Regions from separate parts of the Homo sapiens genome. Here regions 1, 2, 3, 4, 6 and 7 are each linked to region 5. The links are chromatin contacts, found by Hi-C or POLR2A ChIA-PET in ENCODE. All regions are on one chromosome and are shown on one strand. Each heading gives the region's core, a stretch centred on a gene start or an enhancer-like site at or near the end of the contact. The rest is flanking DNA. Distances are from core to core; before and after follow the strand shown. Region 1 holds the start of C19orf84 (chromosome 19 open reading frame 84). Region 2 holds the start of ZNF582 (zinc finger protein 582). Region 3 holds the start of ZNF787 (zinc finger protein 787). Region 4 holds the start of ZNF444 (zinc finger protein 444). Region 5 holds the start of NDUFA3 (NADH:ubiquinone oxidoreductase subunit A3). Region 6 holds the start of ETFB (electron transfer flavoprotein subunit beta). Region 7 overlaps SPACA6 (sperm acrosome associated 6).

The links. A loop is a pair of places that touch in the nucleus more often than their neighbours do. ChIA-PET counts read pairs that join two places held with the same protein, here RNA polymerase II (POLR2A). Pooled maps may share reads with other maps.
Region 1: a loop to region 5 is called in a map with no recorded cell type, with 8 times the contacts of the local background. The contact joins the promoter of C19orf84 here to the promoter of NDUFA3 in region 5. A Hi-C loop is called at or near these places in 2 of 37 single-sample maps with no recorded cell type and 6 of 50 pooled maps.
Region 2: a map with no recorded cell type shows a loop between it and region 5 (16-fold over the local background). The contact joins the promoter of ZNF582 here to the promoter of NDUFA3 in region 5. A Hi-C loop is called at or near these places in 1 of 168 maps with a recorded cell type or tissue (naive thymus-derived CD4-positive, alpha-beta T cell), 2 of 37 single-sample maps with no recorded cell type and 6 of 50 pooled maps.
Region 3: a pooled map shows a loop between it and region 5 (16-fold over the local background). The contact joins the promoter of ZNF787 here to the promoter of NDUFA3 in region 5. A Hi-C loop is called at or near these places in 4 of 37 single-sample maps with no recorded cell type and 12 of 50 pooled maps.
Region 4: a loop to region 5 is called in a map of naive thymus-derived CD4-positive, alpha-beta T cell, with 23 times the contacts of the local background. The contact joins the promoter of ZNF444 here to the promoter of NDUFA3 in region 5. A Hi-C loop is called at or near these places in 3 of 168 maps with a recorded cell type or tissue (CD4-positive, alpha-beta T cell, CD8-positive, alpha-beta T cell and naive thymus-derived CD4-positive, alpha-beta T cell), 7 of 37 single-sample maps with no recorded cell type and 13 of 50 pooled maps.
Region 6: a map of endothelial cell of umbilical vein shows a loop between it and region 5 (15-fold over the local background). The contact joins the promoter of ETFB here to the promoter of NDUFA3 in region 5. A Hi-C loop is called at or near these places in 1 of 168 maps with a recorded cell type or tissue (endothelial cell of umbilical vein), 2 of 37 single-sample maps with no recorded cell type and 9 of 50 pooled maps. POLR2A ChIA-PET finds 5 or more read pairs at or near these places in 1 of 52 experiments (activated CD8-positive, alpha-beta memory T cell).
Region 7: a map of B cell shows a loop between it and region 5 (17-fold over the local background). The contact joins the enhancer-like site here to the promoter of NDUFA3 in region 5. A Hi-C loop is called at or near these places in 2 of 168 maps with a recorded cell type or tissue (B cell and CD8-positive, alpha-beta T cell) and 7 of 50 pooled maps.

The regions. Positions count from the first base shown.
Region 1 is chr19:51,389,188-51,392,269 of GRCh38, forward strand. It overlaps C19orf84 (chromosome 19 open reading frame 84), which reads right to left and starts at 1,404. Exons shown (of 2, transcript NM_001193623.2): 1 at 1,291-1,404; 2 at 1-322. The coding sequence starts at 1,325.
Region 2 is chr19:56,392,091-56,395,401 of GRCh38, forward strand. It overlaps ZNF582 (zinc finger protein 582), which reads right to left and starts at 1,444. Exons shown (of 5, transcript NM_001320371.4): 1 at 1,130-1,444. It overlaps ZNF582-DT (ZNF582 divergent transcript), which reads left to right and starts at 1,586. Exons shown (of 2, transcript NR_037160.1): 1 at 1,586-1,963.
Region 3 is chr19:56,119,786-56,122,723 of GRCh38, forward strand. ZNF787 (zinc finger protein 787) reads right to left here and starts at 1,510. Exons shown (of 3, transcript NM_001002836.4): 1 at 1,387-1,510. LOC124904772 (a long non-coding RNA gene) reads left to right here and starts at 1,825. Exons shown (of 2, transcript XR_007067348.1): 1 at 1,825-2,147. RefSeq lists enhancers at 555-849, 1,277-1,992 and silencers at 597-646, 727-1,046, 1,337-1,416, 1,427-1,546, 1,637-2,006.
Region 4 is chr19:56,139,633-56,142,854 of GRCh38, forward strand. It overlaps ZNF444 (zinc finger protein 444), which reads left to right and starts at 1,655. Exons shown (of 5, transcript NM_018337.4): 1 at 1,655-1,725. RefSeq lists enhancers at 1,118-1,447, 1,478-1,617.
Region 5 is chr19:54,101,446-54,104,369 of GRCh38, forward strand. NDUFA3 (NADH:ubiquinone oxidoreductase subunit A3) reads left to right here and starts at 1,410. Exons shown (of 4, transcript NM_004542.4): 1 at 1,410-1,443; 2 at 1,669-1,743. The coding sequence starts at 1,434. RefSeq lists an enhancer at 1,199-2,175.
Region 6 is chr19:51,364,356-51,367,637 of GRCh38, forward strand. ETFB (electron transfer flavoprotein subunit beta) reads right to left here and starts at 2,033. Exons shown (of 6, transcript NM_001985.3): 1 at 1,915-2,033. The coding sequence starts at 1,971. It overlaps CLDND2 (claudin domain containing 2), which reads right to left. Exons shown (of 4, transcript NM_152353.3): 3 at 3,102-3,221; 4 at 2,743-2,860. The coding sequence ends at 2,787. RefSeq lists an enhancer at 1,640-2,599 and silencers at 2,829-2,878, 3,149-3,282.
Region 7 is chr19:51,702,462-51,705,725 of GRCh38, forward strand. SPACA6 (sperm acrosome associated 6) reads left to right here. Exons shown (of 9, transcript NM_001316972.2): 4 at 168-191; 5 at 560-637; 6 at 767-876; 7 at 1,569-1,725; 8 at 1,809-2,019; 9 at 2,629-2,729. The coding sequence ends at 2,662. Among named protein-coding and RNA genes, the nearest start is that of SPACA6-AS1, 11 kb to the left of the region's middle. RefSeq lists a silencer at 1,706-1,905. Within about 2 kb of position 1,555, at least 35 of the 41 ENCODE cell types and tissues checked have a DNase peak (open chromatin) inside an H3K27ac peak, as active enhancers do; they include B cell and CD8-positive, alpha-beta T cell, where a contact is called at or near this core.

The DNA of each region.
Region 1 (3,082 bases), core at 154-2,653, 2.7 Mb before region 5:
TCGGCCCCAGCCTGGCCTGTGCCTGACTTCCCAGCCTCCGCGTCCCCTGGGAGGCCTCCTAACTGCCCCCGGCTGGGAGTGGCCTGCCTGGGAGCAGCAGGGGCAAGAGGGCAAGGCCTGTTGGAAGGTGTAGGCCCCCAGCAGGGCGCTGTGCAGGAGGCAGGAGAGGGTGTCCAGGCGTATGGGCACGGTGACAGAGGCCACGCTCTCCGGGAGCCCCAGGTGGGTGGGGTCTGTGGAGTTCAGGAGCAAGGGTGGAGGGGCTGGGAGAGGCGCAGGGGGCCATGGCTCGGTCCCAGATGACGGCAGGGACAGGTTGTTCCTAGAACAACAAAAAGACAGGTCAGTGGGGCTCAGCGTCTCCGTACTTTCTTGTTTCTCGCTGCCAGGCTGTCTCTGCACCTCTGCAGAAGGCAGCCATCTCTCCATCCTCAGTGCCCACCTGTGACTTCCTCCCCCGCTTCTCTCTTTTTGTTTCTAACCCGGGTCTCTCTAAAGAAACAGACAGCTCTGCCATGAACTTCGGCACCAGACAGAACTCAGTTCCAATTCCTGGTGGCCTCGCTTTTGGTGGTGTATCTTTGGACAAATCATTTTCCTATTCCGAACCTTAATTTGTTTATAGTCACAGATGGCTTTGGATGGTATCAAAGGTGCGTATGACAGCGCTGGGTCTGGTAAGTGCTAAAACAGTGGACAGCTACGATTTCTCCAGCCTTCTGGGGATCCCTGGAGTCTTCACATTTCTTGGTTTATTCTTGGAAATTTCTGTTCGATGAGTATCTGTTTCTAGCTCTTTTTTTTTTTTGAGATGGGGTTTCACTCTTGTTGCCCAGACTGGAGTGCAATGGCGCTAACTTGGCTCAACGCAACCTCTGCCTCTCGGGTTCAAGCGATTCTCCTGCCTCAGCCTGTCGAGTACCTGGGATTACAGGCACGCACCACCACGCCCGTCTAATTTTGTATTTTTAGGAGAGACAGATTTCTCCATGTTGGTCAGGCTGGTCTCGAACTCCCGACCTCATGTGATCCACCCGCCTCGGCCTCCCAAAGTGCTGGGATTACAGGCATAAGCCACTGCACCCGGCCTCCGCCTGTTTCTAAGTATCTCGCTCAACTCTCACCAAGATCTTCTAAGATTCTGTACCTATGTGATGATACCTGAGCCTTTTTTGTTTTTCCTGATTCTCTATGCAGGTCTGTTCAGCGCGCCCTTTCTCTCTCGTTTTCTCTGTCCCCTCCTCTCTCTGGGTCTCTGTCCCCCTCTCAGGAGGTCTTTGTTTGTCTCACCCTTCAGGCCCAGCCCCGTCCTTTGGTTGTTCCATCTCCACTGGGGCCCTCTTACGTATCTTCTAGCAACTTCGCCTCCGAGATCCTTCGGGGGCCCGGGAAGGTTGGGGAGGGGCCGAGGCCGAGAGAGGCGGGGCTTGGCCGGGTCAGAAATGGGGCGTGGCTCGCGGAGTTATCCGGGATCCCAAAAGAAAGAGCTCAGGCGGGGACCTGGATCTAGTTCCCCAAGATCACTTACTTAAGGCCTCCAGCACCCTGTAGCCCCTCCTCCCTCAGACCCAGGAGTCCAGATCCCCAGCTCCTCCTCGCTCAGACCCAGGAGTCCAGATCCCCAGCTCTTCCTCCCTCAGACCCAGGAGTCCAGATCCCCAGCTCCTCCCTAAGACCCAAGAGTCTAGATCCCCAGCCCCCTCCTCCCTCAGACCCGGAAGTCTAGGGCCCCAGCCCCTCCTCCCTCAGACCCGGGAGTCCAGATCCCCAGCTCTTCCTCCCTCAGACCCGGGAGTTCAGATCCCCAGTTCCTCCTCCCTAAGACCTAGGAGTCCAGATCCCCAGCCCCCTCCTCCCTCAGACCCGGAAGTCTAGGGTCCTAGCCACTCCTCCTTCAGACCCGGGAGTCCAGGCTCCAGCCCCTCCTTCTTCAGACCCCGTACTCTGGTTCCCCAGCCCCCTTCCTCTCTCAGATTCAGTAGTCCCGGGACCCCTGCCCCCTTCTCTCTCTCTCTCTGTCTTTCTCTCTCTTTATTCCTGCCATATCCTCAAGACAGATTCTTTAGGACTCAAGGGACGTTTTAGGTAGGGAAATGTGGACACTCCCTAGGGCAGAGGGCGTGGTAGATGGTCTGGAGGTCTTAGCCATTCTAGGCGCTGGGTTCTACTAGGTGCCGTGTCTCTAACTTGCTTTGTTACTTTAGGTGCTTCTACTCTCTATGCCCTAGTTTCTCCATCTGAGAAATGGGGCTAATATTACTGTCCAGGTTCTTGTGATATTACTTGTGTATTAGTAGACACAGAATCTGGACCACAATTAGGCTGAACACATGAGATTTACTTATTGTTATTGCTGGTGGTTGTGACAGTGTTTTGCTGAGAAGCAATCGTCATTATTACATGCATTCATTTAAGAAATATTCAATGCCTGCTATGATTTGGGCTCCAGGCTGCACACGGGACAGAATAGACATGGCCCCTACTCTCAGGAAACTTGCATGCTTGTAAGGGAGACAGACGAGACATACATAGCATATATTCTGTAAGAATATGTACCTGAAGATGTCAAATCAGGGCAAGAGGATATAGAGTCACCGAGGTAGGGAGATAGAGCAGATAACGTGGTTAGGGGCCTGGCCCGGTGGCTCACGCCTGTAATCCCAGCATTTTGGGAGGCCGAGGTGGACGGATCACTTGAGGTCAAGAGTTTGAGACCAGCCTGGCCAAGATGGTGAAACCCCATCTGTACTAAAAATACAAAAATTAGCTGGGCGTGGTGGCAGGCACCTGTAATCCCAGCTATTCGAGAGGCTGAGGCAGGAGAATCGCTTGAACCTGGGAGGCAGAGGTTGCAGTGAGCTGAGATCGTGCCGCTGCACTCCAGCCTGGGCAACAGAGTGAGACCCTGTCTCAAAAATAAATAAAATAAATAAATAAATAAATAAAAATACAAAAATTAGCCAGGCATGGTGGGGCATGCCTGTAGTCCCAGCTACTTGGGAGGCTGAGGCAGGAGAATCACTTGAGCCCAGGAGGCGGAGGCTGCAGTGAGCTGAGATGGCACCATTGCACTCTAGTCTGG
Region 2 (3,311 bases), core at 194-2,693, 2.3 Mb after region 5:
TGCTGAGGGCTGTTCTAGTGACTGAGACCCACATGTTACCTCAAGGACAAGGAGGGCTTCCCTCAAGCCAGGGAGCATAGAAGGCCTGCATCATTTGCATAGCCCCAGCCTAGAATAAAGCCTTTCCAGGACTAGGCCATTTAACTCTCTCCTGCAGCAAATATAACACCTTTGAAAGTCTACCTGGCTCTTTTCCCAACCGCCAAATATACAAAAAGCTCTACAGCCCAAACTGAGGCTTTGTGCATGCCACTTCATGGAGCATGCCTTGCATCAACAAATGGGATAGAGTTGGAAGGAACAGTAAGAGACAAATTACACACAGCACGCCCAGTGCTCCATTATCAGCACATAAATGTGTCCTTCCATAGAGACACAGCAGTGCACAAAGCTGCATGTCCAATAATATTTGCTAAATAGGAGAACTGAAAATTAGTACGTAAGTAGGCAAGTCCACAAGTAGCCAAGAGGTTGAATCATTTTTGGCACAGCCATATAATGGGATGCCAAGTGACTATCAAAAATGACTATCAAAAACTGACAAGCAAAGATATTAACTACTGAATCCTTTGAGAACATTCAGCAAAAAGAAGTCAAACTCACTAACACACAGGCTAAAAACAAAACAAAACAAAAAAATTGGAAGAAAAAACACCCAAGTATTCGCAGTGTTGTCATTTAACCAGTTCTTGAGCTCACTGTTAAACAAGAAGTACTCTGTAAAGGAGTATATAAGGTGCCTACTGCATTACAAACATTTGGTTCTAAGTAACGTGTAAGTGAAATAATTATGAATGTTGCTTAATATGATGTAATAGGCAGCTTTTCCTTATTATGACCACTTTTATAAGCATTATTTGTATTAACTGCACGATATCCTATTTACAAAGGATGGCCTGTGATCCACTCAAGTGTTTCCCCATTGCTGGACATAGAATTTGAACATATAAAATGTTCCCAAGTATAAGTTTTTCTAAACTAGCGGTTCTAAGTCTTCTGGGGTCTTGTAACTCTCTGAGAACCTCATGAAACAAGATTTCCTCTCAGATTAAAAAAAAAAAAAGGCACGCATAACAGTGAATGCAAAACATCCGCAATTTCAGGGGGTCGGAGACCCCTGCGCACCCACCTAAGGGGTCCATGCACCTGGGCTATGAGGCTGGAAGCAGAAAGGGGGCGCCAGAAAGCGCACGCCGCGAGGGCCGGCGGGAAATGTAGTCTCACGCCGGTAAAGCCACAGAGCGACGATGAGGCGAGACGTCTGCGTTCTTCTCAGGCCTGAGACCCAACCGGCCCGGGCACCAGCTCCTGCTGGACCCCAGAGCGCCTGGAAAGCTCCGGAACCTCTCACCTGCCGCCTCCTCGGGTCCAAGTGCCACCGCGGCCGCGCCCCCGGCAGCCCAGGGCGCGCTTCCACCACGGTACCGGTGGATTCGCCGTGCGCAGCCGGAAGATGGCGCAGACGCACAAAGCACACCGATGCTGCGCCATGATAGGGCCGGCGCCGCAGTGTCTTCCGGGAAACATAGTCTTTAGGCGTAAAGGCAGCAGCCCGGCCTTGAAGCCGGATCTCGCGATGTTTCAGGGTGAGCCGGACGCAGGCGTGCCTGCGCAGTGCGCGGAGGAGTGCTGTTCGTGTGTTCGAGTCCCTGGGTTGCTTCCTGGGGTCTGTGGTGCTGGGTGTGCTATCTGCGTGTGATTCTCTAGCGAGAGATTGTGGGCGAGTGACCGAGTGGGCAAGGGGCCGTCACTGTGTGTGCGTGATTTTGACAGTGTGTGGTGGTAGCTTCTGACTCCGCGTGGGTCGTTGAATGTATGACTGGGACCGTTTAGCGGTGGATACACAACTGTGTGCGGCTGTGGAAGATTGCCTCATCCGTTACGTTCCCATTTCCGTGGAACAACAGTTTTACCAGAAGGTTTCGAAGGAACCTTAAAGTTTGGAAGCGTAAGAGTTTATCTGGTAACTAATTTTAAACATTACATCTATGGTGAGTTAAATGTGGGTTATGAAGGAGAACGCAAAATAAAAACGTTATAAAGATGTAAAGGAGTTTTATGGGGCGGCATCTCTTGGGCAAATATCAGACCGCCGTAGGTAGTTGTTAATTCTCTCTTGTTTTTAGGCGGCTTTGGTGTCATCAAATGTGAGAAGCCCTGGACTTTACACATCCCGAGCCAGTGTGATCCAGTATGATTGGGAGTCCGAGTGCCAGATGCCGGTCAGGACCTGTTATGCTGGGTCTCAGAATGCGGAAACTCTCCCTGTCCGAGGTGGAACAGTTTGTCCTTGAGTGAGGACTGGAGTCCTGAGTGACTCTTTTGATTTGATCCTGTTTCCCTCAAACCTGGTGAGCTCTATGGTGTAATAAATGGTTAAGAGTGTGAACCCTTAACCATCTCTAAGACTGGAGCCAGAATGCCTGAACTCCAGTCTTAGAGATGTGCCTCGGTCTCCACATTTGAAAGTGAGGATGATTGTGGCATCTAATTCATTGAGTTGTTGGGGAGGAGTAACTGATATGTAAAATAATGCTACTGCTGCTGGATAAGGATGCTAATATGACTGAAGCTAATGCTTTCTTTCTGCAAAGATGCTTTTTCCAAAACACACCATATTGCCTCTTTACACATTCTTCAGGAGAGGGTAGAGGCTGCATTTTCCTTGTAGGTGCGGTGATGTGGTGGAAAGCACACTTTTAGAATTAGACAGATGTGGATTCAAATAGCATTTCAGCCATTTATTAGTTTCTTCGTGCCTATCTCGGTTTTGTTTTGTTTTTTTTTTTTTGTCCATAAAAGGAAGAATGTAATGCTGGGCTTGCAGCTTTGTCCTGAGGGTCAAATAAAATGATTTAATAATATAAGCAAAGCTCAGAGGTTGGTTATTGCTGATTACTGATATTAAAAGACAACTTCAGCAAGGATGGTTGAATTTCACACTTGTGAGCGGACAGTTGAGGAGACAGTTGTAGATTTATCCTACTTGACCTTATTTGTGGTTCAAGACAGTGTTGCGAGTTCAAGAGGAGAGGGTAGATGCAAAAAGTCATCATCTTTCCTATGTTCTCTGATCTTGGGAAGGGGCGAGTGGCTCTAGTTTCCCTTTAACATCCCACTGTGTTGAGTGTGTCTATATGTACATGCGTCAGTATTTGCTTATGGAGGAAAGGAAGGAAAAAGACCAAACAGGTACAAAGCCAGCCATCTCTCAGGCTAACTTTCTTCTATACCATTTTTACTTTCTCACATTCATTAATCTGCCAAAGAGAAATTTAGAGGATGATGAAATGGCCACTTCTGACTCTGAA
Region 3 (2,938 bases), core at 260-2,759, 2.0 Mb after region 5:
TGGCCGGAGGACCACAGGGACTGCGCAGAGGCAGGCAGGTGAATGTCAGCAGCGTTTAGCCAAAGAGGCTTACGGTCTTCAGAGGAGCTAAGCCAGGATCAACGCAACTGTGCTTCCCGGCGCTGGGGTCAATCGGATCCCCAGATGGGTTCTAAGCACTGCGCAACATGGGACCTGGGAGCAGGACACCGCAAAGAGCAGACCAAGCCATTCCTTCCCTAAAGCCCTGACCATCCCCCGGACTGGGCTGGGTCAAAATGCCTTCCCTGGCTCCCACAGCCCCCAGACCTCTCCATCAGGGGTCTGGTCACCTTGGATGGCGACTCTGTCGCCCGGGTCTCAGTCTCTGCCTTCCACCCAGACTCCAAGCCCTTGTTCATCTCCCTGCTCCCTGTCTCTAGTGCCCGGCACAGGGCCTGGCACTGGAAAAACTTCTGCCTCCACTCACTCCTGCCTTCTGTGTCTGTGGGTCACTTTTCTGTGCGACTCTGCAGGTCCCAGAGCACTCATCCACATGAATTGGGGTCAGCTCCCTGGACTGGGGGTCGGGGTGGGGTGTCAGGAGGGCGGGGCTCCACTCTGATCCACTCGGCACAGGGGAGGGAGGCCTCAGGAGTCGCCACCCGATCCAGTCCCCGCCTTCGCCCTGCCCCGTGGGCCACGCGGTGGCTGACCTTGGCCCAGTCACTTCCCCCGCTGGGGACGCGCTTCCTCCCCGCCTGCCGAGCAAGGACGAATGAATGGGCCTCCTGCCGGCCAGAATCCCCGTAATTACCCGCCTGATCAAAGGCCACGCGCAGCCCGCCCGGGGCAGCAACGGGACCCGGGCTGACTCGAAAAGGGGAAGGAAGGGCTGGGGGGGCCGAGGGCTGAGACCGTGCCCTCGGGGCCGCGGTATCCGGCCAGGCCAGCCCAACCGCGCGGCCCCTTCCCCCACCTGGGCCTCAACTTCCCCCCGAAGTCGCCACCACTTCCGGCCACGACCGGCGGAGTTGGAACTTCGGGGGGACGGACAGCGGCCCCACCCCCGACGGCCCGCAGCAGAGGGACCCCCACCGAGGCCCCCGCTCCTGCCCCCGCCACGCGCACGCGCGCGCCCTGGACCCGGACCCGCGCACGCGCACCCCCCCTCCAGCCCCGCTCGCCGCCCGCGGGCCGCCCGGGCGCGCGTCCCCTCCCACAGCTCTTCGGCGCGCACGCGCACTCCCCCCGCCCGCGTCACCCCGGCCGCGCGCCCACTCACGCCCCCCCAGCAGCGCGCACGCGCGCCCGCCGCCCAGTCGCGCTCGCCCTCCAGTCTCCCCACCCACCCCCAGCCCAAGCCCAGCTTCCCGAAGCGCGCGCCCACCTGGCCCCCAGCGCACGGCCCCCGCCCCCACCCCTCACCTCCTTGGTCCCGGGGCCGCCGCGCCGCACTCCTCCTCCTCTCTCCTGCCTCGCGGATGGTGGCAGCGGCGGCAGCGGCGACTCAGACCCTGGGGTCAGGGGGACGGGCGCCCAGGCCGGAAGTGACCTTCCCGGCCGCTTCCGCCCGCGCCGCTCCCCCCCTTCTCCCTACTCCCTGCCCCCCGGGCCGCCACCCTGTCCTCGCCGCTCTAGGAAGGCGAGCCCGCTATCCCGGCCACCGCCCCCAGCTCTGTGGTGCCCGGCGGGCGCCTGAGGGAGCCACTTCCGGAAGTGTCTAGGACGCAGGTCCTCCGTCCATGCTCTATGGCGCCCCGCGCCGAGGGGCTTCGGCCCCGCCCCCTTCCCGGACAGGAGGTGCGGGCTGGGCCCGTTAGGCGGAGACTTCCGGGTGTCTAGGGCGGTGCCCCCCCGACAACCCGGGCTCCTCGCGCCTGCGCGGCCGGGTCCCCGGGCCCGCCGTGAGGAGAGTGAAGTGGTGGAGAGGGACGCTCGTGCCACCCCGGGTCCTCCTACCGTCTCTATCATGGTAACCCCTTCTCTGCCGCTGCACCTCCCAGTGGCCCGAGTCCAGGTGCCTTAGTTACTGGACAGAGACCCCGGGTTCCTTAGTTACTGGACAGAGAGTGCTGCGCTTCAGGTGCCATGGCCTCAGTTTCCTCCTTTCTGAAGTGATGAAAATACATTGTGCGCCTCCAAGTGCTTCACACGCACTAGGTCCTAGTCCTAACTAGGGCCTCATGGTAGGTCCTATCCCTATGTTGCAGGTGAGGAGTCAAATCACCTACCAAAAGTCACACACCCGGAATGCCAGAGCCTCGGCCCGAACCCATGGAGTTTGGCTCTAAATTCGTGTATTTAACCCTTGACTGTACACACTGCCTCGTGTCATAGCCCTGAGAATCCACTACTTCCCCCGCGTTAGGTAGGCACCTAGTAAGGACGCACTGGGTGTTAGCTGTTACTGTTGGTATTCTTGCAAAAAACACATATTTTAAAATAATTGTCCAAACCATAGTGTCCTTGTAGGCTGGTCCTTCTGGTCCTTCCTCTGTTCTGTACTTGGCTGACTCTCACCTAAGTGGCAGATGACTTATCGCTTATAATTGTTATCATCCTCACTGGTAGTCAGAAAAGATAAGAAGCTATAATTCACTGGTGGAATAACACCTTTCTCAGCCTCAATTTCTCATCTGTGGAATGGGAAAAAATAAGATAACCTGCAAGGTAATATGTGTAAGAGCTGCTTAGTTCAATACCTGGCCCATAGTAAGTTCACAAAAATGATGGTGGTTATTATTACCTATTAGCAGTGTTACATATAAGTCTATTGTTGTGGCCACTGTATACCCTCAAAGCTCAGTGAGCATCAATCATAAGATGTATATTATTGATTTAATAACATCTTTCCATGGGGTGGGGTGAACAGTGCTGTGTTAACTGTGTGTGTCAATAGGAGGATATCTGTGTCCCTCCTTCAGAAATATCACAAAGGTAAATTTTTAAATATATCTTAGAACAGAAGGAAGTGTGG
Region 4 (3,222 bases), core at 405-2,904, 2.0 Mb after region 5:
CTGTGATCGCACCACTGCACTCCAGCCTGGGCAACACAGCCAGACCCTGTATCAAAAAACAAAACAAAACAAAACAAAAAACCAAAAAAAAAAAAAGAAAAAAGAATCAAGGGCTGCTTTTCTATTTTTGGCCTCAACATTTGGGTGAAGATGGACTTGCTTTCTAAGATGGTGGAGTAATGGGAAGGAACAAATTTCTTCGCAAGGTGGGGGAGAGAGTGAAAAATTATCTACTGCCCACCTTAGGTTTGAGATGCCTATTAAGAAATCCAAGAGGAGATGTCAAGTAGGCCATCGGATATGAGTGGGAAGAAGATCAGCGTGCTCTAGGAGCAGAAAGGAGGCATGACTGGAACTCATTAAACACGAGGAGAAGACAGTGGTAGACAGGTGGGCCAGGGCAGATTAGGCCACCGTGGGCAAACTGGTCACAAAGTTCTGAGTCAGCCACTCATCGCTTGTGAAACCTGGGGAAAGTTGTTCATTTATGAATATAAGACGAACAACTTCCATGTAATGAATGCTTGTTATGGGTAAGCCACTGTCTTCGTTTTTATGGCGCGGAGTCTTCAGATCAGCCGGGGAGGTGGAGGATGGGAGGGGGATTCTCTTATCCTTGTTGTACGGAGGAGGAAATACGCTGCGGGCTGGGGTAGGGCTTGTATGAGCCATAATCAGGTCTGGAACTGTCTAGATAAAAACTTCAGCTGATCTCTTAGGATGTCTGTCTGCTCTAAAATCCAAATATGCTTCTTCACAGTTCTGAGATGCAGAAACTGAGGCCTCAGGACGGGGCAGTAGTCTGTCCAATAGGGGCACAGCGAGGACGCGTGGCAGGTAGCGCTGTCCCCCAATTCACCCCAGGGGAAACTGAGGCTAAAGAGAGGGCGGTGTCCTGTCCAGGTTCACACACAGGAAGAGCCAAACCGAGGCCCCCGCGCTGGCCCCCTCCTGAGCCACTGCCCACCCCGGAACAGGAGGGCAGCCTGCTCACGTCCTGATTCCTGGCACCGACATCGGCCCTTAAGTTCTGCCCGGGTGGAGAGGGAGGACAAAAAAAAATGCGATCCGTAGTCAAGGAGACGTAGCCTGCACTCCTGATTGGCGCAGAACTCTAGCCTGGTCTCCTCCTCCTCCTCCTCTTCGCTTGCCAGCTTCTAGAGCTCCGGAGGCCCCACCTCCCAAATGCCCGGCGGTGCCCGGCCTCCCCTGATCTCCACAACAACGCCGCCATGGCTCCTCCTCCTCCTCCCTCTTTTTTTCCCGGCACTTCTGCGCATGTCCAGGGCCCGCGCGCAGACCACTGGGAAGCCTCCTCGTGCATTCTGGGAAATGTAGTCCAAAGCCTGTCGCGCTCAGACAGCCCGCGACATTTGCGCCGTCAAGGCCAAATAGGCTGCAGACGACGCTTTCGCGTATCTTGGGAAATGTAGTTCCAGTGTTGGCGAAGACGCCACGCGGTGACAAACAGGAGTAAGGCGGTCCCCAGGCGAGGGCCAATTGGCAGCCGCCTTTGCCGCGATGCTTCCTGGGAGTTGTAGTTCGGGGTGAGGCCGGGGCTTCATGGGGAGTTGTTGGGCTGAACGAGCGGCTCGGAGTATGGGATTGGGGGAGGGGGACGGGGGAGTTTGGCGCAAAGCCTGCTGGGGCATGGAGTCCCGGCGAGCTTTGTGCGCATGTGCGGGGAGGTGAGGGGGCTTGGGGGGCCTCGCCTGAGAGAGTGAGGTGAGCGAGGGGGGAAGGAGGGAGGGATTGGGTGGGGGCGGTTGGACGAGGGAGGGACCAGAGGTTGGATGGGAAGAGGGGCGCCGGGGGCCTCAGGAGGGAAAGATGGGAGACTTGCGGGGAGGGGAGGAGAAGGGGGCTGAGTGATGGGGAAGGGGCTGGGAGAGGGAACTAGAGGGGGAGGGACTTGGAGAGGGGGAGGGGTGGATAGTGGGAGGGGGTCGTGGATCCTCGAGGTCCTGAACGCGGGAGAGAAATGCTGAGGGAGAGGACGGGGGAGGGGCGCCTGGGGGAGGGGGAGGGGCGGGACGGGGGAGGGACAGGTGGGGGAGGGGAAGGGGACCCTAGCAGAGGGTGGGCTGTGAGATGAAAGCTGAGTGGGAAGCTGGACCCTACAAAGGAGTCTGGGGGCGCCGGGACCGGACCCCTTCGGAAAGGTTTGCGGGAAGGGGCTTCCGGGGACGATGGTTATTGTTGTAACGTAGATACGGCGCAGGTGGCTCGTTTTGCGCGCTGCTTCTACAAGTGCAACTTTTACAGAGTTGTGAGATTCCTGAAGATAAGAATCGTTGCTCTGTTTTGCTGCTTTCTCAGTGCGGAGCATCTGCCTTTTTAGCTTGTTGCAAGGCATTATTACCTTCGGTAATATGTGTAAAGTGCTTAGAAACTCTGTTTATTGTCAAATGAAGTTGACCCCCGCCACCTCTACCCCAGTCAGGATGGAGTCACCCTCCTCTATATCCGATTTTAACGCCTATTCCAATGTATACTTAGTATTTTAATCTGCGTGCGTGTTCATAGCAGTGTCCCCTGGGCACCTCGCAGGGAAACTTCGACAAAGTAACCCTAAGTCTGACTGGACACTTACTAGCCAGGTGTGGTTCTCAGCATTTTTGTTCTCCTTCTATCACTTTACAGTCAACGAAATGGAGATACAGGGTATTACAAAAGGTGCCTTGTACCTCGTCCAAGGACACAGAGCTGGTAGGAGGCAGAGCTGGAATTTGCCCCAGAGCCTTTGTGCCGTAGGTAAATATTTGTCCAGTGGGCCAGCGGCTCTCAACCAGGAGTGGTTTTGTCCCCCAGGGGACATGTGGCAATGTCTGGAGACTTTTTTTTTGGTTTTTCCAACTTGGGAAGTGCTACTGGCATCTCATGAAAAGAGGCAGAGATGCTGGTAGACATCGTATGTTGCACAGGATAGCCCGCCACGACACAAGTGCCATTAATGTCGAGGTTGGGAACCTAGAGTAGACAAACCGGTCTTTGTCGAGCACTTAGCCTTTGGAGGCTGCTTCTAACTCCTGCTCCCAGCAGCCTCTTGAGAGGAAGGAGCTCTTGTTAGTCCTGTGTCTCAGGTGGAGAAATGAAGCACAGAGGGGGTAAGTCACACGTCCACAGTCACACTGCTGATGAGTGGCAGAGCTGGAAGTTGAAGCCAGGCAGCCAGACTCCACAGCCTCTTAGCCATGATATTAACCCAGCATATGTGGGTGC
Region 5 (2,924 bases), core at 160-2,659:
GCCCTTGCTGTGATTAATTGATCGATTGATAGATTGGTTGACAGAGAAAAATTAGCACCTATTATGTGCCAGGCTCTTGGTGTGATACTGTGTTAGATAGATAGATAGATAAAAATTAGCCCCTCTAGGCCGGGCGCGGTTGTTCACGCCTGTAATCCCAGCACTTTGGGAGGCCAAGGCGGGTGGATCACCTGAGGTCGGGAAGTTCGAGACCAGCCTGACCAACATGGAGAAACCCCCGTCTCTCCTAAAAAAGAAAAATTAGCCGGCTGTGGAGGCGCGCGCCTGTAATCCCAGCTATTCAGGAGGCTGAGGCAGGAGAATCGCTTGAACTCGGGAGTCGGAGGTTGCTGTGAGCCGAGATCGCGCCATTGCACTCCAGCCTGGGCGACAGAGCTAGACTCAATCTCAGAAGAAAAAAAAAAAAATTAGAACCTATTACGTGCCAGACCCTCGCTGTGCCATGTTGGCAGGCACAGAGGGAACTCAGACTCCGTTACTGCTCTCAAGCAGCAGCTACCAGTCCGACTGAAAGACCAAGACCAGGTCAGTTTCTTTTTTTTTGAGACGGAGTCTCGCTCTGTCGCCCAGGCTGGAGTGCAGTGGTGTGATCTCGGCTCACTGCAAGCTCCGCCTCCCGGGTTCACGCCATTCTCCTGCCTTAGCCTCCCCAGTAGCTGGGACTACGGGCGCCCACCACCACGCCCGGCTAATTTGTGTTGTATTTTTAAGTAGAGACAGGGTTTCACCATGTTAGCCAGGATGGTCTAGATCTCCTGACCTCGTGATCCGCCCGCCTCGGCCTCCCAAAGTGCTGGGATTACAGGCGTGAGCCACCGCGCCTGGCCCAGACCAGGTCAGTTTCTTAAGTGATCTGAGCTATAATGGCGGTAACAGAGCACTGTGAGAGCCCGCAGAAAGCTCCTAACCCATCTGGGATGAGACCTAGCGCTTCCAGGACGAGCCGATGTTGAGCTGAGACCTCGAAGGACAGGTTAGTCATTCACCTTCTCCCGGGCTCAGTTTCTTCGTCTGTAAAATGGGCTTTCATACATAAACTATAAAATGGGGACTATTTTGTTCCGCCTTAGGTGGGTCGCAGCAGGAGGACTAGTCACTCCGGAGCGACTTCTAGGCTGAGACTAAGGAGATTCCACGCAGGTCCGCAAAGTCAGGCTTGCGCTTGCTCCTGACACCACTTCCTTTACCTCCACGGCTCCATCTTTGTTCTGCGCGAGTGCGCACGCGCAGGCTCCGAAAGCGGGCCGTCGCACAGAGGGACCACAACTCCCAGAGTGCTCCGCGTCCTTGCTTTCGCCTCTACTTGTGCTCCAGGGCGCACGCGCAGCCCTGGGAGCGGGTTCTCGCGCATAGGGACCACAACTCCCAGGGTGCTCCGCGTCCTCGCCGCTGTCGCCGCCGCGGAGACAAAGATGGCTGCGAGTAAGTGCAGGTGCCGGTGGCGCACGGGGCTCGGGTAGTTCTGGGAACCTCTGGGCGGTCCTGGGACTGAGGTGCGGCAGGGCAGGGGTGGAAGCGATGGGGTCCGTGCTGGAGGGGAACGCAGAAGTCACGAGGGGGCTCCTCCAGGGCAGGGGTGGCACGAGAGGGTTAGAGGTCACCGGGGGCAGCTACTTGCAGGGGTGACGCTTCTTGCCACCCCTTCAGGAGTCGGCGCCTTCCTCAAGAATGCCTGGGACAAGGAGCCAGTGCTGGTCGTGTCCTTCGTCGTCGGGGGCCTCGGTGCGTGAGTGCTCCAGGCGCAAACTTGCATCGTCCACCCCCGTCCCCCTACATCCCTCCATCTTGTACCCCTAAAGCCCTATCGCCGCCCTCGGGTCCCCTCTAGTGTGTCTGCACCCCCACGGCATCCCCTTATCTATCCCCATACCCATTATAACCTCTCCACCATCGCCCCCCGCGTTCCTCTCCACCTACCCAATACGCTCTTAACCCCTCTAAATGAGACGTTCTCAACCCTGCTTATGCCTTAACACCTGAGCACCAAAAAAAAGTCCAGATCCTCCTCCTCCTTTTCATCTTTCCTCTCCCCCATTCTGAATTGAGTTGGCTTGGGTGGAGGTGGGACTGGGGAATCTGTGTCTTGTGAAAATCCCCGTATGATCCCAATGTGCCTTGCTGATTGAAAATCTCTGCCCTCTGCCCTGGAACTGCCCTACTCACACTTTAATTAGCACCGGAGTTCCTGCAGGGATGGGGGCGGGGGATTGTTAAAATGTAGCTTTTTTTTTTGCGATGGAGTCTCACTCTCACCCAGGCTGAAGTGCAGTGGCGCGATCCCGGCTCACTGCAACCTCGGCCTCCTGGGTTCAAGGGATTCTCCTGCCTCAGCCTCCCGAGTAGCTGGGATTACAGGCGCCCAGCTAATTTTTTGTTTTTGTTTTTGAGACTGAGTCTCGCTCTGTCGCCCAGGCTGGAGTGCAGTGGCGCGATCTCGGTTCAGTGCAAGCCCCGCCTTCCGGGTTCACGCCATTCTCCTGCCTCAGCCTCCCGAGTAGCTGGGACTACAGGCGCCCGCCCCCATGCCCGGCTAATTTTTTGTATGTTCAATAGAGACGGGGTTTCACCGTGTTAGCCAGGATGGTCTCGATCTCCTAACCTCGTGATCCTCCCAACTCGGTCTCCCAAAGTGCTGGGATTACAGGCGTGAGCCACCGCGCCCGGCCAGCTTTTTTTTTTTTTTTTTTTTGAGATGGCGTCTCGCTCTGTCTTCCAGGCTACAGTGCAATGGTTTGATCATGGCTCACTGCAACCTCCGCCTCTAGGGTTCAAGTGATTCTCCTGCCTCCGCCTCCCAAGTAGCTGGGATTACAGGCGAGCACCACCACGCCCGGCTAATTTTTGTATTTTTAGTAGAGACAAGGTTTCACCATGTTGGCCAGGCTGGTCTTGAACTCCTGACC
Region 6 (3,282 bases), core at 783-3,282, 2.7 Mb before region 5:
AGGGAGCCCTGGGGCACTGCGGGAGGGGAAGGCAGCACCCTCTGGAAAGGACAGTAGCTGATTCAACGCGGCCTTCACGCTTCCCCTCTGTTCTCTCCCTGAGCACACCAGAGACATCCATGTGCCAGGCTCTGTGCTGAGTGATGCTGGGACCAGAGCTGAGTCAAACGTGGGCCTGCACCATGGGGGAGACGGATCCAATCCCAGACATGCCAGGCGTGGAAGGCCAGGGCTGGGATGGAGAGAAGAGGCCCAGGGAGCTGTAGGACTCCAAAGATGTGACAGTAACGAACAGTCAGAGCAGGGAGGAAACCAAGTGTTGGGTCCCAGGACCCCAAGAGGAATGTGTCTCAAAAGGGCTACAGGTGACATCCCTGTCATGTGCTGCCAGAGGCATCATTAGGACAGGGGGCATTGAGGGAGATGGGAGAGCAGAGTCTAGAGCCAGACTTGCCCGGGGTTTCGATCGTAACTCTGCCACTTACTGGCTGGGAGATCTGACAGGCCTCAGTTTCCTCATCTATCCAATGGAATTAATAATACAAAGGGTCGGCCAGGCACGGTGGCTCACACCTGTAATCCCAGCACTTTGGGGGGCCGAGGCAGGCGGGTGGATCACCTGAGGTCTGGAGTTTGAGACCAGCCTGACCAACATGGTGAAACCCCATCTCTACTAAAAATACAAAAAATTAGCCAGGTGTGGTGGCACATGCCTGTAATCCCAGCTACCTGGGAGGCTGAGGTAGGAGAATTGCTTGAACTCGGGAGGCTGAGGTTGCAGTGAGCCAAGACTGCGCCATTGCACTCCAGCCTGGGCAAAAAGAGCAAAACTCCGTCTCAAAAAATAAAAATAAATAATAAATAATACAAAGGGTACTGAAAGGACTGAATGGGTTAATCTCTGCAAAGGACTTGGAACGATGCCTGCCACGTAAGTACCCGCTAAATGCTGGCTGCTATCATCACTGACACTTTCATGCTCAAGTCTGGCTCCTGTACCCTCTTCCCCAGCCCACTCCCTAAGCAGGCAGGGGCAGTATCAGTGTCAACTTTGTGACCCTGGTTTTGCCCACCCTGAGGCCTCCAGGGTGCCAGGCCCTGCGCTAGGTAATGCTGGGGACACGGAGGTAAGTCCCCAGGCTGATGGGAAGGACAGACATGGACAGACAGTCACCATCTTCAGTCCAGTTCAGGCCAAGCATTGAGAGAAACGGGCCTGAGAGACCGTGTCTGATTCACCTCTGTCCACACCAGCTTCCCTCTGGGGACAACAAGCCAGGCGCTGAGAGCACCCTCCCCCACCTCTTTCATGGAGAATGTGAGCTACCCCCAGCTCAGTCAGGTTGGCTCCTTGAACTTTCATCTCTAGCAAACACACTTCTCTCTCCCTAGCTAGAGCCTCCTGGCTCACCCTGTGGCTATGGAGGGTGGAAAGCAGCTTCTGGGGCCCCACAGGACCCTGTCTGACTCCCTCTATAGCACATTTCGGGTAATATAAGAGTACAATGGTAAGTAATGCAGCCTAGTGGGTGAAAGCAGTCAGAGGAACCTGGATAGAACTCTCGGCTCTGCCCTTCTCTAGCTGGGTGACCTCTCTGTGCCTCAGTTTCTCCGTGCATTAAACAGGGACCGTGACTTCTTCCAGTGGGTAAGAAATAGAGAAAGCAACTCACTCTGAACAGTTATCAAGAGAGTGAATCCAGAACGAGGGAAAAGAGAACATGGCCGTGACCCCGGAGGGATCGGATGTTAGAACTTCACTCTTGGATTTTTGCCCTCAGGTGACTTTGACGTTTGGGGGTTAAAGCGGCAGAGGTCGGGGGTTACGAGAAGACCCCCACCCAGTGTGCGCTCGTGGCCCCGGAAGCACACGGCTGCGGGACTCAGGGATGTGGGAGAGGGGGGCCCGATCACCTTCACGGCGTAGTCGATGACCCTCTTGACAGCTACGAGCACGCGCAGCTCCGCCATCTTCCCGCCGCAGCCACTTACAGGGTCAGCCCGCACCCTCAGCGGCTCAGTCCAGAAGCCCCACCACCCCCGCCCCCCGCGCCCCTCTCTGCGCCTGCGCGCAGCACGGTCAGCCAGTCAACCGCTGCAGAGCCCGCCTCCCCGACAGAGGACCAATCGAGAGGCCGGAAGGAAGGGAGGTGTGGCAAGCAATGCAAACCAATGGGAAGCGGATCTCGGGGAGCGAGCGGGACCTGGAGAGAGAAGGAAAGGCCTGGCGGAGAGGGCAGGGCAGAGAACTAGGGGAAAGGTCGTGCACTGGAGGGAAGCGCGCCCGGAGTTTATAGATCCTCCCGGTCCTATAAACACTTCCCGGTATCCCCGGATCTGCTCTCCCTCTCCAGATCCCCCACTTCTTCCCGGCCTCTCCAAGTCGCGGTACTCGTATTCCCACGCCTCTGAATCCTCGCGCGTCGGTCTCTCCACTCTCTCCATCCCCGTGTTCCCTGTCCCTTCCATATCCGTATCCTCCCCTGTCCGTGTCTCTACTTCACCTCCATGTCGTCCCCACAGCCTCTCCACACCCTCTCCAAAGGCCCACGTCCCCTCCTGGCCCCGCCCCTCCCACATGTCCCTGTTCCCATCCCAATCCATGGAGACTTGTGTCTCCATGTCTGTGTCTCCCTGTCTCCACGTTCCCTATGAGTTCATGTCCTTATGTCTTCCCTGAGCCTCTATGCAACCCCGTGCCTGCGTCCCCACGACCCGCAGAAAAGCACGCGGAGCCGCAGCGCTAAAAAAAGCCGTTCCTTTATTCTGCCCCAGGCAGGCTGCAGTCACAGACACACGGGGAATCCACTGATGGCGTCGGTGCTCTGCATGATCATGTCTGCCAGCAGAAAGCAGAAGCCTGGGGGGACGGGGGTGCGGAGCAGGGAGAGGAAGGTGGGCCCTGGGGCGGATGGCCGGGAGGGCCCCGGGGACTGGGGTTTGGGGCTCCAAGGGGGTCTCTGCCGGGTCTGCGGGAGTCGTTAGTGTGTTGGGGAGTCCCCGAGAGGTCCCCGGGGTTTCCTGGGAGGGCAGCTGGGGAGCCTCTGGGGTGAGGGTCTTCTGGGCAGTCTCCTCCACCCTCTTCCCGCTGTCCAGTTTACCCGCGAGAATTGAGAAGGGTAAGGCCAGCCACCCAGAAAAATAGGACCAAGAGAAGAAGACGTTGTTCTTCCACGCATTCTTCACGGTGTAGCCTATCAAGGCGGTCAGCAGCAGCAGTCCTGGGCCCCGCCCAGCCGCAAGATGAGCTAGCTGGGCCTGGTGGGGGCTGCACCCAGGCCA
Region 7 (3,264 bases), core at 305-2,804, 2.4 Mb before region 5:
GCCCCAGGTGGAACCCAGCCGGCTTGACCCCGCCCCCAGGTTATGACGAAAGCTTGGCCCCGCCCCCTCGGAGCAATGCTTCGGGCCTTGTAACATTAGCTAGGGGAGCATCGGGCAAGGGTTCTTCCCATGACTGTAAGGTAGTGATGTTTCCTCTTCCTCCACAGCCCAGGCTTGCATCCCTCCCTGCGGTAAGGACTTCATCTAAAACTTGGAAATTGCGGGGTAAGGGAGGCGGTCGGGGACGAAACGTACGACATCAAGTGTGGGAAAGCGGGTGGGCTTCACATCCTTAGGAAGCCAATAAGATCCCTGGAGAAAAGGAAGAAAACCAAGTATTGCTCTAAATCCTCAGAAGGTGTGTGTGAGAGCCGAAGCAAACCAATAGGAATCCTAGAGGGCGGAGAGGAGTGAGAGTCGGCCAAAGACAGCAGGGAGGGCGGGGTCAAGATGCCACCTGGCCGATGGACCCCGGGAAGCTGCATGGATCTCAAATGGGCCAAGGGCCCCGGGCTTGGAAGGGCAGGTGGCGCCTAGACCCAGCGTTCCCGCTCCACAGGTCTCCAGGAGTTCGCCCGGCGTTTCCTCTGCAGCGGGTGCTACTCTAGGGTCTGCGACCTCCCGCTGGACTGCCCAGGTGAGGGGGCGGGGCCTCGGGGTGCAGGAGGCCAACCTGAGAAAAGGGACCAGAGCACCGAGGGGCATAAGCTGGTGGCGAGGCCAGACGTGGTCGGGGCCCAGCGAGTGAACCCTGCTCCGTCTTCAGTTCAGGATGTGACAGTGACTCGGGGCGACCAGGCTATGTTTTCTTGCATCGTAAACTTCCAGCTGCCAAAGGAGGAGATCACCTATTCCTGGAAGTTCGCAGGAGGAGGTGTGAGTCGGGGCGGGGCCGGCGCGAAGAGTTTAGACGGGCGAGTTAGCCTTCACTAGAGGTTGGGGAGTCAGCTTGCGGGGACGGGACTCCGGGAATCTCCGTCTAGACACAAGCATCAGCAAGAGGAGGGTCGCGGGATTTAGGGGAGAGCTCGAAGATCAGAATGCAGGACCAAGGACCTGGGGCGATGGCTCACGCCTGTAATCCCAGCGCTTTTGGAGACCAAGGCGGGAGGATGGCTTGAGCCCAGGAGTTTGAGACCGGCCTCGGCAACAAATTAAGACCCCTCCTCTGCCAAAAAATTTTAAAAACAGCCGGGGCGTGGTGGTGCACGCCTATAGTCCCAGCCACTGGGGAGGCTGAGCGGGAAGACTGCTTAAGTCCAGGAGTTTGAGGCTGCAGTGAGCTATGATCGCGCCACTGCACTGCAGCCTGGGCGCCAGAACGAGACCCTGTCTGGAAGAAAAAAAAAATACATAAATAAAAGCAGTTTCTAGGGGTAGGTTATGCGTAAGGGTTTAAGGAGTGAGGGGAAGGGGTGCGTTTAGGGCAGGGGAGCGAGAAGGCTCGGGGGCGGGCTCAAGGCTCAGGGCCAGGACTCCAGGGGGCGTGGTCTGGCTCGGGGGGCGGGGCTTGTAGGTTACTCAGTGGCAAGCCGGAGTTGAGGCGTTTAAACCCGCGTGTCCCGCAGCTCCGGACTCAGGACTTGTCCTATTTCCGAGATATGCCGCGGGCCGAAGGATACCTGGCGCGGATCCGGCCGGCTCAGCTCACGCACCGCGGGACGTTCTCCTGCGTGATCAAGCAAGACCAGCGCCCCCTGGCCCGGCTCTACTTCTTTCTTAACGGTGGGGCGGGGCGCGGCCGCGTGAGTGAGCGGGGTCGGGAGAGGGGTGGGGCTCGTGCCTGGCTGACGTGCGCGCCCCCGCAGTGACGGGCCCGCCCCCGCGGGCGGAGACAGAGTTGCAGGCCTCGTTCCGGGAAGTGCTGCGCTGGGCGCCGCGGGATGCCGAGCTGATCGAGCCCTGGAGGCCCAGCCTGGGCGAGCTGCTGGCCAGGCCCGAGGCTCTGACGCCCAGCAATCTGTTCCTGCTTGCAGTCCTCGGGGCCCTCGCATCAGCGAGTGCGACAGTGTTGGCGTGGTGAGTTCTGGGGACTCCGGAGCCCCAGCATCTAGCTCCCCGCTGTCTCAGATCCCACCGAGAAGTCTGGGTTCCCAGCAACCTCCAACCCAGGAGGTCAGGCTTTCAGTTCCTCCTCTCTCAGACCCACGAGTCCAGGTCCCAGCCCCTCTTTACTAGCCCAGGAATCCAAGTCCCCAGCCCCCTCCTCCCTTAGATCTAAGAGTCCAGGCCCCCAGCCCCTCCTCCCTCAGACCCAGGAGTCCAGGTCCGCAGCCCCTCCTCCCTCAGACCCAGGATTCCAGGCCCCAAACCCCTACTCCTTCAGACCCAGGAGTCCAAGTCCCCAGTCCCCTCCTCCCGCAGATCCAAGAGTCCAAGCCCCCGGACCCCCTCCTCCCTCAGACCCAGGAGTCCAGGCCCCCAGCCCCTCCTCCCTCAGATCCAAGAGTCCAGACCCCCAAGTTTCTCTTCCTTCAGACCCAAAAGCCCAGGCCCCCTGCCCCCTCCTCCCTCAGAACCAGGAGTCCGGGCCCTGTACACCTTTTTGACCCTGGTGTCCAGGCTCCGGGACCTAAGTTTCTAGTCACCAACCCCTCCTGTAACACACATACCTCTTTGTTTCCCCAGGATGTTCTTTCGATGGTACTGCAGTGGCAACTAACAAAGGTATCTTTCCTCCTTCCCTATCCTATTTCCATCCTGAAAATAAAGAATATATTTCAACTCTAGATTGTTTCATCTCCGAAGGTGGTCACTACTAACTCAGGTAGGAGGAGGTGCAGCAAGCCCACACATGCCCAGATGAATATGGCCCGCATAATGACAGTGATAGGCATAGCTATCCCAGTGCAAGTTAGGTGGGAACCCAGATACCCCCTCAGGTTACTGGCTGTCTCCTTGACATTTCCATCTGCAGAAGGCACCCTCAAATAGAGTCCTCCATGTTGCCCTCAGAGGCTGTTCCTCCCCAAGGCTTTCCTCCTACCAGAAAGAGCAACACCATCCACCTAGCAGTTCAAACCAGAAACCTTGGAATCTAACTTCTCCTCCACTTCCAATTCATTTTCATTTCCAACCCTCAGACTTTTTAACTCCTAAATATCTCATGAAGCTGCCTTCTCTGTGGTCCCAGTCACCCCCACCTCATGTCTGGATCACTGGAGCAGCCCCCCACCACCTCCTTGGCCTCTCTCCACTGTAGCCCATTCTCTACATACCAGCAGGACTTGTTTTATTTTATTTTATTTTTTTGGAGGCACCATC